2 separate regions of the Mus musculus genome follow, and region 1 is linked to region 2. Evidence: chromatin loops called from intact Hi-C (ENCODE). Cell type or tissue: gastrocnemius. All regions are shown on one strand. Each heading gives the region's core, and the rest is flanking DNA. Links, peaks and the distances in the headings are about the cores only. Region 1 holds the start of Bicc1 (BicC family RNA binding protein 1). Region 2 has its middle 16 kb from the start of 1700113B09Rik.

Region 1 (8,331 bases), core at 112-8,111, 58 kb after region 2:
AGATAAACGGAAGTCACGAACAGGTACCGCTTGGGCTCCTGCCTCACTGCTGTGAGGCTCTCAGGGAACGGACGCTCAGGCATCCCGATTCTTGGAGCACTGGGGCTGGTGCAAAGGGCCCGTTGATTACAGACACCGCAAATCTCTTTGCTCAGGCAGTGAACATGTCTCTGAGGGACTCCAGACCACATTCCCTCTGGGTTCAGGTCCTGTTTCGACCTCTGCTTCTTTCAGCTCCAACAGCAGTGGGTGTGTTAAATGTCTTGATAGAGGAGGTCATATTTGGGCACATTCTTGGGATCAACAGGACTCTGGACAATAAGTTTCCCCCTCATCGCTCCCTGGTAGATGACTTCAATCAAATCTATGAAGTCTTGTTTGGTTTTGAAGCTTCCTACGAATTTAGTGTGATCCGGAGACCCATAATCCACCTTCATGTGCTGCCCATTGAAGAAAAATACGGTAGAGGGAATGTAACTGATGTCAAAATACTGTGTGTAAACCGGCATGTGGTCCACATCCACCAGCTAAATAGCAGCCATTTTACTCAGGTCGGCTGAAGTCTTTGAGAGAATATCATCCAGCTGCAGACAGATGGGGTCCTCACCCCTCCCAAACCTGAGAGCCAACACCTTCTCCACAGTGCTTTCGATCGCCTGCTCTACTTCTTTCTTGCTGGTCAGTTTGGGCAAGAGGAAGCTCATCTTGAAAAAGTCCAATGCTAGTCCACACTATCAATTCTACAGTGTCTAAAGGCTGCTGAGATGAAGTGGGCGGGTCCTGGGGTGTTCCTTAGAAATGCTCCCTCCGACCTGAAATCCGCACAAGCAGAAGTCTCTTCTTCTTTTTCTTCTTTTCTTCTTTTCTTCTTCTTCCTTCTTCTTCTTCTCCTCCTCCTCCTCCTCCTCCTCCTCCTTTTTTTAAAAATGTGAACCATCATGTGGTTGCTGGGAATTTGAATTCTGGACCTCTACTCATTCCGGTCAGCTCCGTTTGCTCCGGCCTAAAGATTTATTTATTATTATATCTAAGGTGACCAGACACACCAGAAGAGGACATTGGATCTCATTATGGATCGCTGTGAGCCACCATGTGGTTGCTGGGATTTGAACTCAGGACCTTAGAAAGAACAGACAGTGCTCTTAACTGCTGAGCCATCTCTCCAGCCCTCCAGGCTGCTTCTAAAGTCTCAGTGATTTCTAGTAAAGAGCATATCAACCTCCCCACAGTGCACAGGCATGGCTGTGTTCTCATTTGAGAAACCATCTTTCTCCTGGGCCGACATCACAAAACCCACGCTAGCCTTTTCTCCTTTCTCTTACTGCCGATTCTATCTTGCCCCGTGTCCTGTGTCTGATATGTGAGCAGCCCACAAAAGAATGCTTACTTAACTCTCTCCTAAGCTTTATTTATTTTTCTTCTCTTTAACCAGCCACGCCCGATGCCTGCATCTCACTAGAATGATTGCATACAGGCAAAAATCATAGTCTTTCCCCCATCTGTATAGCCCAGACCATCATATCCGATTGTCTATCTGACATATTTTCGGAGTTCTCAATGATGCCCTATCCTCACTAGGTTGAGGAGGACATTGTAGTCATTCCTCTGGTACAACAATCTCCCAGTAATCTCTAATTCAGCTCACAGCACCAAGCTCTGTGTCAGCTGTAATCCTGTAGACATACCTTTCCCATCATCCCATGTCTCATCCAATGCCAGTGTAACTGATGACACACAGGAAGGCTTCCCACAATCCTCTCATGCCTCTCTACACTGTCCCTGCCTCAGATACCATTGGCATTGTTACGGTCTAAGATTCCCATGTATCGTCTACATTGTTCCAACTCTTCTCTCCTTGCCTTGCAATGTCCTCTGAAATACACTGGCGCCTCTTTAATGATCGTATTTAACCACACCACCTTTAACCTAAAATGTTTGTGTACTTTCCCTTTGTTGTGAGAATGAAGATAGAACCCCTGACTGGACTGATTGGGGCGTCTCGAGCTTGAACTCTCTTCTTTTAACTCACCTCGTACTTGAAACTCTCATCATCCAGTCCCCCACTTCCATGTCCTGGCTCTGCTGGTTTTCTCATTGTAGCAGGAACCAAGGGAAAGATGCATCCCATTCCTCCTCTACCCACCCACCCACCCACCCACCCACCCACCCACCCATCCATCCATCCATCCATCCATCCATCCATCCATCCATCCATCCATCCATCCATCCATCTATCTATCTATCTATCTATCTATCTATCTATCTATCTATCTATCTATCTATCTATGGTGTGTGTGTGTGTGTGTGTGTACATGTCCTCAAGTGCAGGTGCCAGAAGAAGTCAGAAGAGGGCACCAAACACAGCTGAGCTGGAGTTACAGGCAGTTGTGAGCCCTGCAAGGTGGGCTCTGGGAATGGAACTCTGGTCCCCAGGAAAAGCACCAAGAACTCTATAACGGCTGAACCATCTCTCCAGCTGGAGATATGTTAAAGTTCCGTTTTATTATCTATTTGTGTATGCGTGTGAGAGTGTTATTCCAAAGTGCTCTTGGTATGGCCAAAAAGGACAACTTGCCTGCATTGGGCCTCTCTTTCCACCATGTGAGGCCTGAGGGTCTAACTCAGGTTGTCTGGCTTGACAGCCAGTGTACTTATGTTCTGAGTCACGTCTCCAGCCCCCTGTAAGAGTTTTGATTCAAACACACACTGTATGATTATCTATGGGCCCCAGGTGAACCCTATGGCTCACCCCACTTGTAAACCTACTTCTTCCCTCGGTAGCACAGTGCTTTTCTACCATATTTAACACCATCATCCTCCTACGTAGAACAGATACTCTTGTGCGTTTGGTCATTTAATAAAAGGCAGTACGATTCTGTGTGGCGTGGGGGCGAGTGTTCCAAGCTCACAGCAGGACTTCATCCTCTGAGCTCTATGCTCCGCTTTGAGAGTGATGGTGCGTGGGCTGGCGGGCAGTCAGCATCAGAAGTTGCGAGGCTTTCATCTGTGGGCCGCCTAGAACAGAGAGGAGCTCCCAGCCTGTCTAGAGAATGAGCCAGCCATTTCTGTGATCTCAGACAGAGATAGATGCTTAAGGTGGCGAAAGTAGTGTCTTGTTGAATCAAGGCCTGAAATTAAAGTCAGAGAAGGGCACATCTGGCGAAGGTATCTTTGGATTGGACCGATTAGGTGCACACAAGTCAAGTCTACTCTGACATCTGCAAAAGTTGGTCATCAATCCCTCTTGTCCCCAGATCTCCTTTTATTACTCTCTATTCTCATTCAGGCTTGTGGGACAGACTCAGGGTGTTCTGAGGGTCTGTAAATAGGACTGGACTTGGGAGCATACCCTTTGAGCACTTTGGGGTGAACTTGATCTAAGTTTGGAGTATTCTGAGTATGGAGAGGGATGGAATTCGGGTATAGGGATAGAAAAGTGACAGTAAGGGATTCGGGTGTGGATAAGCAAGCTTGTACGCCTGGCAGGAGTGAGTTTTTGATGGAGTCTCCATCAAAGTTTGTGAGTTTTGATGGAGTCTCCATCAAAGTACAAAAAAGTGGCAGTAAGTGACGAGGGCGTCTGGCGGGGCACCCCAGGAGCGCTAGGCTCGAACTGGGTGAGGGGGTCCGAGAGCCCGAGGGTCCACGCGATGGGTCAGGCATTCCGGGCGGCGCCGCGCGGCGTGTGGACGTGGTGCGTGTGAGAGGGCGCGGGCTGGCCGCTCCCGCCCGCTGCTCCCCGTGGGCCTGGCCGGCCAATGAGCGCGCGAGGCGGCGGCGGGGCTGGCGGCGGCCGGAGGCGCGGGCGGCTCTGTGCGCTCGGAGCGGGCGCTGCGGGCGGGCGGGGGCCGGGGCGCAGGCGATCGGCGCGGCGGGGCGGGGGGCGGCGCCCGAGGCGGGGATGCGCAGGGCTTCCCGCGGCCACGGCGGCGGCGGGGGCACGAGCTAGCGCTGCGGCGCGCCGAGCCACATCGGCCGGGGCCGGGGCGGCGGCAGCCCGAGCGCCGCTCGCACCATGGCCTCGCAGAGCGAGCCGGGCTACCTGGCGGCGGCGCAGTCGGACCCCGGCTCCAACAGCGAGCGCAGCACCGACTCGCCGGTGGCCGGCTCCGAGGACGATCTGGTGGCCGCGGCGCCCCTCTTGCACAGCCCGGAGTGGAGCGAGGAGCGCTTCCGCGTGGACAGGAAGAAACTCGAGGCCATGCTCCAAGGTAGGCATGCCCCTGCTCCTAATCCTCTCCCAAGTCCGCCACAGGATCGTCTCTCAGTCCGCTCACGGGACACCCTCCCTCCCCCCCAACTTTGTCAGCTTGCTCGGATCCGAGGAGCTGGAGGCCCGAGTTTGTGCTGCAGCTCCGAAGTTGCTGTTAGGACCGCGGCGGTGCCAGCTGCAGCTGGGACATCTGGGCCGTGGCATCCTTACACTACGGGACCGCCCAGTGTGCGGGACTTTGCCCGGCTTCCCGCAGCCTGGAATCTCTGCCACCCCTGCCGCGTCTTTTCCCTCCCCTCCTTAGTATCCGCTTCCTCCAGCTAGGGCCTGCTCTCGTCGCCTGGAAAAGCGCTGCAGATGTCAAGGCTTCAGCTGGGAGCCCCCGCCCCCACGCCGGAGTCTTGAGCTGGAGCAAGTCACCCAGGCGTGGGGATCTGTGCCCTGGCAGTGCGAGGGTAGCATGTGTCAGGGTAGCATGTGTCAGGGCAGTCCTAAAAGACATCTTGAGTTACATTCAGTCCATAAACTTCTCCCTTGCAGCTGTGGGAGTCTGACTTGACTTTCATATTTTGGGTTTTTAATTTAAAAAAAATTTTTTTCAAATTCTTTATAGAGTTTCTGGGATTTTCCCAGGAAGAGAAACTTTCTCCACACTGGATCGGAAGCAAATGCTGATTTATTGCTTTAGGATTAGAGTGAGCAGTAACAGATCCAAGGTCATTTTGACCTTTAAAAATGTCCATTCGCAGCCTACCTGTGTGGCTCACCTCCCACATCCAAAGGCAGAGATGAGGTAGCTGGAATGTGCATTATTTTTAAGACTTGAGGAGATCTGGCCCCTGCTCCCAGGAAGGGAGAGAGGTGAGGATTCGGTAGCTCTCATCCTTCATCCCGGGAAGCTTGGAGGTCCACAGACTCGCTTTTATTGCTGTCTGCGTGACTTATTTTGACTTTATCTGTCAATGTATCGCAGTATGGGAGCAAGTTATTCCTCTCTGGAAATGCAGTGGCTTCTCGGAACAATTAAGAGGGTTATTTTAAGAGAGAACAACATGTTTTCCTAAACAATAACTTGGTGGAAATAAGTATCAGGAGTGCTTGGCAGGCGGTTCTGGAAGGGCCGAGAACTCCTCTCCTTTGTTGCTTATTTGTATTGATAAACATTCCAAATGTCATGTCTTGTGTTTTTTTTTTTTTTTTTTTCCCCCTGAGATTATGTAACTTTGGAGGAAAGTAATAGATCTGAAAATTGAAGCCGGGTTACATTTCAGGAATTTTTCATTTGTGAAGCTTCCTTATTAGTTCCACGAGTCTGCCTAGTTTTGGGGGGTTACAAACAAAATGTTACAATTATGTTGCAGATGGATTGTAAGATCATTGCCTAGTTTTGGGGGGTTACAAACAAAATGTTACAATTATGTTGCAGATGGATTGTAAGATCGTAGTGAACCGGAAGATTCCCTGGCTGATCCAACTTTCTTGTGTTGGAAACAGAAAGGGTGATTCCTCAGAATATGGCGGTCTCATCCTTCAGGGATACCCTGCACAGATGCTGCGGTGGGTGCCAGTTTCTGGGCAGCTCACTTGTAAAATCTGAGTTCTCCTAGGGGATTTTTCTTTTCAGTGAATTTTCATTTTTGATTCAATGAAATATGGGTAGAATATTCAGAAAACATGAACTGTTGTTAACCCTGTTTTAGGCAGGCCATTTTAACATCTGAAGGCCTGAATCACTTTTCAGTGGTCAAATGTTTAGCAGTGAGCCTGTATTGACCTATACATAATGAGTTAAGCACTTAGTGCTTGGAAAGTTCTTTGAGTCTTTTTCCAGAGTTACTTAACAAATACATTACCTTGTTGGCAAAATAAGCCCTGAAGTCATAGAGGATAGGACCCATCGAGGGCACAGTGCACCGTGGAAGCTCATTACTCTTACCCATCCACATAAGATTCCACAGAATCACCACATTTGTGAACCAAGGGTGATCTTGTGTTTATTTTCTTTATGCTATAGCGGGAATGAGCCTCAGAGTTGCTCAGACTAGCATTCAAATCTCTGTGGGACCGTGGGCAAGCTCCCAAGCTTCTCTCTGCCCTCAGTTTCCCCTCTTGTAAAATAGAAATTGATTTTTTTTAAAGAACCTTTGTAGTTTTTTTGGAGGAAGTGAAACATTTGATGCCCAAGGAACAAGATCTGCTGAAGTGTTGGTAAATGCCAAGAACTTCACAAAGCAGCGTTACCTCCTGGGTCCAGCTCATTTCAAGTACATACCACAGTTTGTAACATGTGAGATATATTTGACAGATAGTTGGGGAGCACAGATCGTTTGCAGTTCAGAGTTGCAAAAGCAAAATAGATAAAAACTGATATCTGGCAAAAAAAAAAAAAGGTATTTTTAGGTGGAAACTCTTCCTGTGGAAAGGATCAAGGACGGAGAAGTTACATTTGTTTGTATTTCTGGTTATTGTGAATTTGTGATTTACATTTTTTTCTTTTTACAATAGCCTTTAAAAGTATATGGGATTTTCCATTTTAAAACTTCCAGGGTAAGTAAGGTTGTTGGCCTTCAAGTCTTCAGAGTGTAAATCGTCGATTATAATGCTTGGAATTTGTTTTTAGAGAGACTGTCCTGGGGGCAAGTTAATCTTTAATAGGTCGCATTTTTATTAGTAGAGAGAGTCTTCTATGTAATGGACCAAAAATTCACTGAGGTTAAAATGGGCAGTAGGGTCGTAGTCAAAGAAATAAAATACCATTCTTGTATGATCACGGAGTCTAATTGATATACATAAAAACCACTAGACCAAAATATAGGGAAAATTACTAGTTTTTTTTCCTTCCTTAAAAAACCAACTACTTTGAAATTGCCATAAAGAATGTCTGGCATTTTCGTTGGTATCTTGATGATAATTATTGATCTTGTTAGTCAGTGATTCTCTCTCTCTCTCTCTCTCTCTTTTTTTTTTTTTTTTTTTGCATGGGAATTTACTTTTGAGTTTAGATTTTTCATGGGCATGCTCACCTTGGGATGGATGCCATGTCCAGCATTTTTTGGTGGTAAGGGATCATCATGTTCTATTTCTTTCATAACTAGCCCTCAGCATTTTGATAGGAGAAGGAGTCGTGGTGTTGATTCACATCAATCAGTTAAATGAATTATATTCTGCTTAAAGGAGGGATTGCTTTGAAAGAGATGGGAAGTGGTCCAGTGTCTAGGATACAGTGGTGGTTCCTGCCAGGGAACAGCGTCAAAGATGGGATCCCTGCATGAGTACTTCATCTTTGTCATCACAAATCACGTGTCCAGTTGAGAACGAGAATTCCCCCCATAGAGAGTGTAGAAGCATAAACATTTTCAGGGTTGCATCCTAAGGTATTTCAGCAGAGTAGTAAAGGAGAGAGGGGGTGGAGGGAGGTAGAGGTTTGTAAAAGAGATTGATTCCAGCGAGCTTTACAAACCTCTAAGACAAGGAAGACTTCAGAAACCATGTAGGGTTTTCACAGCGCTGGGACAAATTGGGGACAAATTGGGACCCTGTTCTGCCTAAGCAGGAGGGCTGGTTACCAGTGCTGGCTAGCTCTGCAAGCCGCAAATGTGCCATGGACCTAAACTCAGCAAACATCACCATATAGCTTCCTGTGACTGGCCATCCTTCCTTAGATACTGTTGTGGAGGTGGAAGCAATACGAAGCAAAAACACGAGAAGATGCAGACGTTCCGGAAGTGAGGAAAGCTTAAGCGAGTAGAGTTTTCTAGCTGGTGCTTCATCAAGGCTAACAAATATTAAGAAACCAAATAGCGTTATGAAGGACGGTGGGTACATATACAGGGCTTTGGGCAGGATCAAGACTTGTATGTTGGGATTTTATTACCTGATGCTATCTTTTCTAAAAAGGAATGTTAGGAGCTGTTTTGGAACCTTGAAGTGGTTGTAACAATTAGGAGAAAAAAAAAGGTGCATATAAAATATCACAGTGGAGGCTGGAGAGATTGCCCAGCGGTTAAGAACACTTGCTGCTCTTACAGAGGAGCTCAATTCTGTATCCAGCCCCTACATCTGGCAGCTCCCAATTGCCTGTAACTACAGCTTCAAGGAACTAGAATCCTTTTGGTCTT
Region 2 (8,331 bases), core at 325-8,324:
TTTTGTGTGTGCCTCTGTGTCTTTGTGTGCACCATGTACATGTGTATGTAAATACATGTGAGCATAAGTGTCCTATAGTGGCCAGAAGAGGGCATCAGATCCCCCAAACTAGAGTTTGAGATGCTCTTGAGCTGCCCGACATAGGTGCTAGGATCCAGACTCGGGTTCTCTGGTAGAGCAACAAGAGCCCCTAACTACTGAGCCGCCTCTCAGCCCTAATAATCTTATGTTCCTCAGAGCTTCTGGGGAGTCCTGAGCTTACAGTGGTTGCATCTTTGACCCTGTCCTTACTTTGTCTTCCATCTGCGCTGTATCCCAAGTTCTCTCTCCTATTCTTTAACATGGATGGTTTCTTCTTGTCATCCAGGATTCTCCTATGGGATATAAGGATATACCCACAGGCTCCAGGGTTTGTGTTTGAGCACTTCTGGCTAGTGGATGCCATTTAGACTGTTATTCAAAGCAACGGGGACGCTCCTTTTCTATAGGTTATTTTATCAGGTCACATGGCTAATGAATGTGGGATTTGGTGTTGAGTTCTGTGATAGCTGTGGTGTTAACTATTACCATGACTGGATTTAGAATGCTCTGTGGGTATGTTTATCTGAGAAAGCTTTTCCAGAGAGCAAAGACTCTGGCTGCCCTTCAACAGATGTAGGCAGCACATTTGGAATATACAGAGACATCCCTAGCTCTCACCAATGAAAGGGCTAGGAATGCTGACAGATAACACCCTGGGCCTGTAGCAGAGATTGTTCCACTTTGCCTTAGCTGGCCACCCAGTGTTCCAACCAACGTATCTGCGAACGTCTTGATGTATAACTTTGTTTTCTTATAAAGCACCTACTTGCCACATTGGGACATACAATTTGGGGTAATGACATAGCTGGCATGACATCATGGAGTGATAACTTTTTAAAGAGTTTTGTTAGCCTCCTTCTCTCTCCCAAGCGGGAATATTTAAATTTAGATTAAATAGCTATGAAACAGCCTGTTAGCAAACACAATTCTAGACCCGAGGAGGCCAGGCTTACCACAGTCTCTAAAGGTGCCTCTCGTTATAACCTGGGGTGTTACACTCCCTCTTCTACCTTGTTTGAGACAAGCCCCTCTTAGTTTTGCCTCTGAGCCTGACAGGGTAGCTGACCTGCCTGAGCTCTCTGGAGATTCTCCTGTTACAAAACTCTCTTCCTGTATGTCTATGTTCCACATGGGATTCTAGGATGTGAACTCCGGTCCTTATATCCGTGTCACAAGTGTTTTAGCCACTGAGCCATCCCTCAATCCCTGCCTAAGTCTTATGTTCATTAACATGCAAATTGTGATACACAGGAAAAAGAAAGGTTGTGTGTGTGTGTGTGTGTGTGTGTGTGTATGTATGTATGTATGTATGTATGTATGTATGTATTTTTCTCTACCCAGCCTACCCTGTGAAGGGACCTCTGGAAATGTAGCTGACGGTGGGGGGGTGGGAGAGGGAAGGCTGCTTATCAGAAGAACTTGGTCCCTCTTTATCCCCTGACTCACTCTGCTTGGTTAGCCTTGAGTGATAGCATAATATACAGTCTGATCTGAAACTTCATCTTTTTGTCTGTTTATTTGTTAGGTTGGTTTTTCGAGGCAGGGTTTCTCTGCATAGTCCTGACTGTCCTGGAACTCACTCTATACTAGGCTGGTCTCAATCTCAGAGATCCTTCTGTCTCTGCTTCCTGAGTGCTGGGATTAAAGGCTCGTGCCACCACTGACTGGCTCTGTCATCTTTTAGACTGCATCCTGTTCCACTGTGGCTATACCATAAGTAGGTCATTGAAGGGTGGTTTCTAAAGTTTGGCATTACAGAACCCACTTCAATGAATAGACTCACACATCTCATTTTCTGCTCCTAAGTGATCCAGATGGATTTGTTAAAGCAGAGTATTAGCATTCGCATCTGTGACTTGTGATCTGTGGCGCTGTAGTCGCAGGCACAGGTGGTTCCATCTACACACCAGCTAGCAATGTGGGTCCAAATAATCTTTAACTGAATGCATGTTGTGGTATTGTAGCAGCTACCTTGATTTGTTTCCAGGAAATTCTCTCTGCAAATGATATGATTGTTTATGCCACCCTGACTTGTCCCTCAGAGGCACACTCCTGTCCTCTGTCCCGCTCATCACAGGGGTCTGGCAGTTGTTCTCATCATAACAACAGCGTGAGACTGCCTCTTTTTCTAAGTGTTTGTCCCTCTATGGTCTCACTTCTGTGGCTAGGCCACCACCTCAAGCCCTTGAGAATTTCCCCTGAGAACCCAGCGGGACGACATCCCGGGATTCCGATTCCAAAGCCTTGAAGTAGATCAGCAGATCAACCTCCAAGAGACCTGAGTACACAGGCCCTGACCCCACATGCAGCTTCAAGCTTGCTGTCACCCTGTCCCGTCCCCCCATGCCTTCACCCCTACCCCCCTGCAGCCTTTCATCATCTCTGCCTCAAGGGGAGCCCATCTCTTCCCCAGGAGGAAAGCAAACAGCAGATGTGTGTGATGACAGTGTGGTGTGTGTCCCCAAGCCATGCAGGGGACCTCTGATCTCTGTCTGGCCTTGTTTGCAAATAAATGCCTTTCTCCTAACAGCCTGGTGCTTCGGAGAGGCAGGAAGGGGACAGCCCAGGCACCTGGAAGCTAAAAGGCTTTGCTGGCTAAGCAGAATATTTAAGAAGTGGTTTCTGTTGACATCTCCAGCTTGCGGTGGTTTGAAACTGTGTCAAAGTGTTTGCAAATATTTAGAGGTTCTCAGAGAGCGTGGTGTTGGGGTAGAGACAGTTCTCACAAAAGGCACTGAAGCCACACTCAGGGCAGTTTTGAAGACCCATTTGGAAGCCGACTGGGTAGAGACTTAAAGAGAATTGTGTGCTGAAGGGGCCGTAGGCAAAGGGAGAGTTGATAAATGTGCTGCTGACCTCTGCCCTACTGTGGACAGAACCAAATTGTCCAAAGAGACCTGCTCTCGGCCGTCTTCCTTATAGGAAGATCTAAAAGCAGGCTCTAGTTTAACACAAATGATGATGAGGGAAAGAGAGAGACGGTGATGGAAGGCTAATCCAGGAGTAGCAGCTCCCAGTCTTACCCACTGGGCCAGACAGACAGACCCTCCATCCTGTGGAATCCCAGATGCAACACTGGGGACCTAACCAGGGAGGCAGGCAGGATACTTCAGCAGATCAGACTCCACAATTCTGATTGGTACATCGAGTCTCTAGATTGAAAACTGTCAACACAATGACTTCAGTTTGTTGGTTGGTAACAAGTCTGTCATTTCAAGACTCTGCTTGTTGACGGCCACTTGTTTCTTACTGGCTGAGTCCTGAAAAAAAACACAGATCTTACCCTCCAATCTCCAACCGTGGAGATGACGGGTGGGGTGGGGGCAGGGCTCAGGGCTTTGTCAAGACAAGCAAATGTGCAACAAATCAGATGCTTTCTAGTACGGCTTCCTGGGAAGCCATAGCCCACCAGAACCATGACATCATGAACCCCTCTAATTACAGAGGATAAATATCTTACAGCAGGAGAGCTAAGACAGTAACATTTGGGGCAAGTGTGACCCGAATGTCAACTGATCAGATGAGTTGTAATTTTGTCGACTAGTCTGGGAGGCTTTTCCTGGCATCGGGGGAGTTCTTAGTATCAGGTGGAGAAGCAGTTTGTTCCGCAAACACTAGAGGGCAGCAGAAGGCAGCATTTGACAAATCCAAGGGCTCAGGCTGATGACCAGCTCAAGTCCCTGGGGCTATACACATCTCTCTTCTTGCTCAGTTGCCTCTGTTTTTAAGCCAGGAGATACCTTTTCCTGTTCAGGTAATAGCCTACTCCCCACCCCCACCCCCAATTCCTCCAAAGATACAGGGAGCTGGCTGAGGTTCCTGGTGCCTTAGCTCTTCCTGCGCCTCCTGACATGTCTCCAGTACTTACAAGGGTCGGGAAACAGAGGTCCCAGATGTGATTGCAGTGTGGCTCCTCAGACAGGCCACGGAACATTTGGAAGGCACAGCGGTCTACGTGTGGAGGAAGTATGCTTTCCCTAGCTACTTAGTTGCTGGCTTCAAGGGTGACGAGGCACCGCGTGTGGGCAGGCAAGGGTTTTTCGTAGCAGCAGTGTGGCTTCGAAGGAGACAGCTTTGAAGGCAGCCTCGCTCCCTGACCGCTGTCAGTCCCAGGAACAGTTTTCTGACTCCACCATCTTGGTTATAGCAGGGCTGGCTGTCTGCACCGCAGAGGCCAGTTCCTAGCGCTTCTCTCTGCTTCCTGAGCGCGCGCATGCACACGCACACACACACACTCTCTCTCTCACACACACTCACACACACACACACACACACACACACACACACACACACACGAGCATGTGCGCTTTTCTGGCCTTCCTATTTTGTCTGGAGCCAGTCTCCTGCATTCCTTCAGTCTCTTCCTATTTAATTAAAGTGGGTTTTATCTCTGACACTGACCCCGAGTGATACAGCGGCTGAAGGTGAGCAACAGCTATAACCTGAATCCAGCACTGTCATCTGGGTCTCTGACTGAGTCCCATTAGGTGACTCAGAGGGCGTCCCACCGTGAAGCCACACTTCCTTCATGACCACTGTGACTTGTCCCTGCTTCCACAGGGAGTGACTGCCTCCCTCCCCCTCCCGCTAATGGCACAGGGATATGGTGGGTGACAGGGCCAACGCTGAAGGTCAAGCTTATAGCCCCAGCTCTTCTAACAAGCACCGACTTAGACATGGAGACAGCCTAGAGTGGGTTATCAGGAGCTGAGCCTGCTCACAGTCTAGCATGGCTTGCCTGGGGTCCACAGCGAGCCAGACAGGTTTGAGGGGAGCTGCTGATATCCTCATCTACCTCCCAGGGCTTCCTGTGTGTGAAGCCCAGCTGGCCTGGGTTCCCTGCTGTGGTTCTCAGACCAGCATTAGAAATATAGAACCTGGAGCTGCATAGATAGCTCAGTGGGTAAGAGAATTTACGCTTGCAGAAGGACTCAGCACACACATGAAGCGACTGAGAATAGCTGTGTGTGCTTATAAGCCCAGCACTGGGGGACAGAGATAGGAGGAAAGCTGGGGGCTTGCTGGATGCCAGAATAGTGGGAAAAACAAAGAGGTACGGGCTGTGTGTGTGTGTGTGTGTGTGTGTGTAGGTCATAGGACAACTTGTAACAACTTGCAGCATTCTCTCTCTGTATAGCATGTGGGGATCCAGGCTCAAACTCAGGTTAGACGCTTGGCACTAGTTGCCCTTATAGCTGGCCCATCTCACTGGCCCCCAAACTGGGGCTTAGATCTGAGACCTTTTGTGTCAGTTGAACCGTGGTGGAAGCAGATACATCTAAGTAGGAAATCGTGGGTGTTCCTAAAGAGCATGTGTTGGAAGACGAAGGAAAAAGAAAGGATGGTTGATCTTGTTACCTTGATGGCGATTAGAATCTCCATGGTAACAAACCTCTGGGCATGTCTGTGAGGGAGTTTCTAGATCGAGGTTAATCACACCTGTCAAGGCAGTAACTCCTGCTTTTGCCTGCTGGTCCTGGGTGAACCCTAGTTGATCCACAAGCCCCAGGGGTGATCCCATCTCTGCCTCCACAGTTTTGGGGTTATAGATGTGGGCTACAGTGCCCAGCATTTTTATCCATACTCACTTCTGTCTTCATACCGGTTGAACAAACCAAGTGATTTGAGATGCCGCCTTTAAGACCTGCAGTGATAGTCTGCTCCCGCAGACTGTCAGCCAGAATAAACCCTTCCTCCCTTGAGGGAGGTTTTGTCAGGTGACTGGAAAGTAACTGGAACTCACTCTGTAGACCAGGCTGGCCTCGAATTCAGAATTCCGCCTGCCTCTGCCTCCCAAGCTCTGGGGTTAAAGGCCGGCGCCACTGCACACTCATGCATGCTATTTCACCTGGGGCCAAAGGGGCGTGGCTTAAGGAGCCGAGTGGAATCCAGGGAAATGCCCGGTCACTCTCATTTGTGCGATGTAGTGCTCATCACTCACTGGGGTTTCTTTAGAAAGACGTGGCTTCAGTTTGAAAGCCATGATGGATCTGAAAGCCACCCCCCATCAGTCTCTGCTCAGCCTAAACTCCCTGCTCCCTCAAGAGCACCTATTGAGGAGTCAAAACCTCTGGAATCAGAATGCTGCAGTGGTCACAGAGGGCAAGGACAGAGAGGAAGACCCCTTGGTGGTCTCTCCTGATTCAGTCTCTGCCCCTCCTCCTCCAAGCGGGTCAACCACACACTGAAGGCAGTGACTCCTGCTTCAGCCTGCTCGTCCTGGGTGAACCCTGGCTGAGAGGCAAGCCCCAGGCATCCTCCTGACTTAACTTTGAGGGTTACAGGTGTGGGCTGCTGTGCCCAGCATCTTTATACACACTTTTGTCTTCATACCCAACAGAACTTAATGATTTAGGGTGCCATATTGAATGCATTTAACTTGTGATGCACGTGGACTTATTTTTGGATCTTTAAATTCTGTTTAAAGCCTGGTGGTTGGTCTCATCTTGTCTTCCACAAATGCTATGCTAACCCACTGTACAAGACTTGCAATTTTATTTTTTTTAATCTGATGGGGGGCATGTTTCCTCCCCAGTAGCACCAAGTCTTACTTGGCTCCTGGCTCTTTTGTCTTTCTTTTTCTGTGACTTTGAATAACTTTTCTTCCTTATGGGAAATCTTGGTGCCTTTGCTGAAATCACAAGAGATGGATAGACCAACTGGGGAGAAACTTGTGTTCTCATGACGTGAGCTTTCCATAGCTCAGGTTTAATAGTGGGCCTTTCACCTGTACTTTACAGCTCTCTTCATGGGACTTTCTATATTCCTTCCCCTTCCCCTTCCCCTTCTATTCAAGACGGGTTCCCACTATGTAGCTCTGGCTGTCCTAGAATTCACTATGTAGACAAGGCTATCCTACATTAATTCACCTGCCTCTGCCTCCAGAGTTTTCCATTTCTTGTTAAATGTTTGTCTTGAGGTATTTTTTTAAATTTATTTGATATGTAAGTATGCTGTAGCTGTCTTCAGACACCCCAGAAGAAGGCATCAGATTGCATTAGGGATGGTTGTGGGCCACCATGTGGTTTCTGGGATTTGAACTCAGGATCCATCATCTCTCCAGCACCTAACAATTCCTTAATTAGCAACTAAGAGGCCTACAGACTACAGCAGTGGCTCAGGACCAGTCTCAGCACTTTGGAAGGTGACTCAGCAGGATTGCCTAGTTCCAGACCAGCCTGCACTACACAGTGAATTCCAGAGTAGCCAGAGTAAGACTAAAATATCTCCATATGACATAATTCATGCTATATGTATAGAAAGGAACAGAAAGTGTTCTAGATAGAGGGAAGCCTTGTTTCCTCTGCCCACCCCCATTTTTCTTAAGAAAGCCAGGTGTGATCGGCGTACATCTTTGATCACAGCAAGCAGATCTGAGATTTTCTGTAGTTTTGAAGGACTGTAGCAAGGGCCAAGGAAGATAAAGAAATTCATCACTTCATGGTGTTCTTGCTTGCTTTGCTCAAGGTTAGGATTGAGGCCCAAACACAAATGCTCCCAAGGCCTGACTGAATGAGGTAGGCATCTCAGAAGACAGTGACTTAGTGTCAGCCAGCTGCTGTGAATCAGCAGGTACCTACATCCTGGGCACTGCCTTCATAACAGGATCCCACCGGACTGGGGACAGCAAGAGCCTCAAGATTTGTATTGTCCATTTTGTATAAAGACCATCCCAGCAACCAAGAAATGGACCTCCAAGAACACGGTTCCTGTCCTTGTCCCTGCCTAAGCACTCCAGCCTGCAAGTCTCTGCTGGGCCAGATTCCTACTGGAGCGTGGTTCCTACCAGAGAAGGCTGCCTAGCCAGAAATCATTAGGGGTTCACACAACTGCTGCTTGCAAAGCTGTCTGTCTGTAAGATGAAATTGAACGCAGCAGCTGCCACCTTGTCACAACCAGACTCTCAGCCTGTCTTGAGGTATTTTATGCTGGGTTTTTGGTTATTAATCAATTGGGTCTTCTCTTTCATGACACATTTTAACTGGCTCACATCTGTGAATGAGAAAACCATTTGTTATTTGGTTTTGTATTAAATTTACATTTTGTTGATTTATATATCTATTTATTTATTCATTTATTTTATTTTTTTGTTGACAATATGTGTAGGGCATGGGGAACCTTGTTACCAGACAGGCATAAGAACTTGTAAGGTTGAGTGAGCTTAGACCCTGCAATCTCAGAGCCTTGACATCCGCAGGAGTTCCCGCTGGGCCACTCCATAAGTACCTGCTCTGGACCGTGTAACCAGGA

What was found. A loop is a pair of places that touch in the nucleus more often than their neighbours do. Peaks named below come from ENCODE experiments on the same cell type or tissue, not always from the same donor. Only the 100,000 strongest peaks of a DNase experiment are listed, where the experiment ranks them.
Region 1: a loop joins it to region 2, with 2.3 times the contacts of the local background. A loop is called at or near these places in 4 of 42 quality-filtered maps.

What each region holds. Positions count from the first base shown.
Region 1 is chr10:71,155,301-71,163,631 of GRCm38, reverse strand. Bicc1 (BicC family RNA binding protein 1) reads left to right here and starts at 3,942. Exons shown (of 21, transcript NM_031397.3): 1 at 3,942-4,211. The coding sequence starts at 4,016. It also overlaps the pseudogene Gm6331. In gastrocnemius, for the core only: no CTCF peak of the experiment used is centred there; DNase peaks (open chromatin) are centred at 3,837, 4,057 and 4,591; H3K4me3 peaks cover 3,324 bases; H3K27ac peaks cover 3,294 bases.
Region 2 is chr10:71,213,811-71,222,141 of GRCm38, reverse strand. No RefSeq gene overlaps it. Among named protein-coding and RNA genes, the nearest start is that of 1700113B09Rik, 16 kb to the right of the region's middle. In gastrocnemius, for the core only: a CTCF peak has its summit at 3,683 (motif pointing right); DNase peaks (open chromatin) are centred at 3,418, 3,700 and 5,911.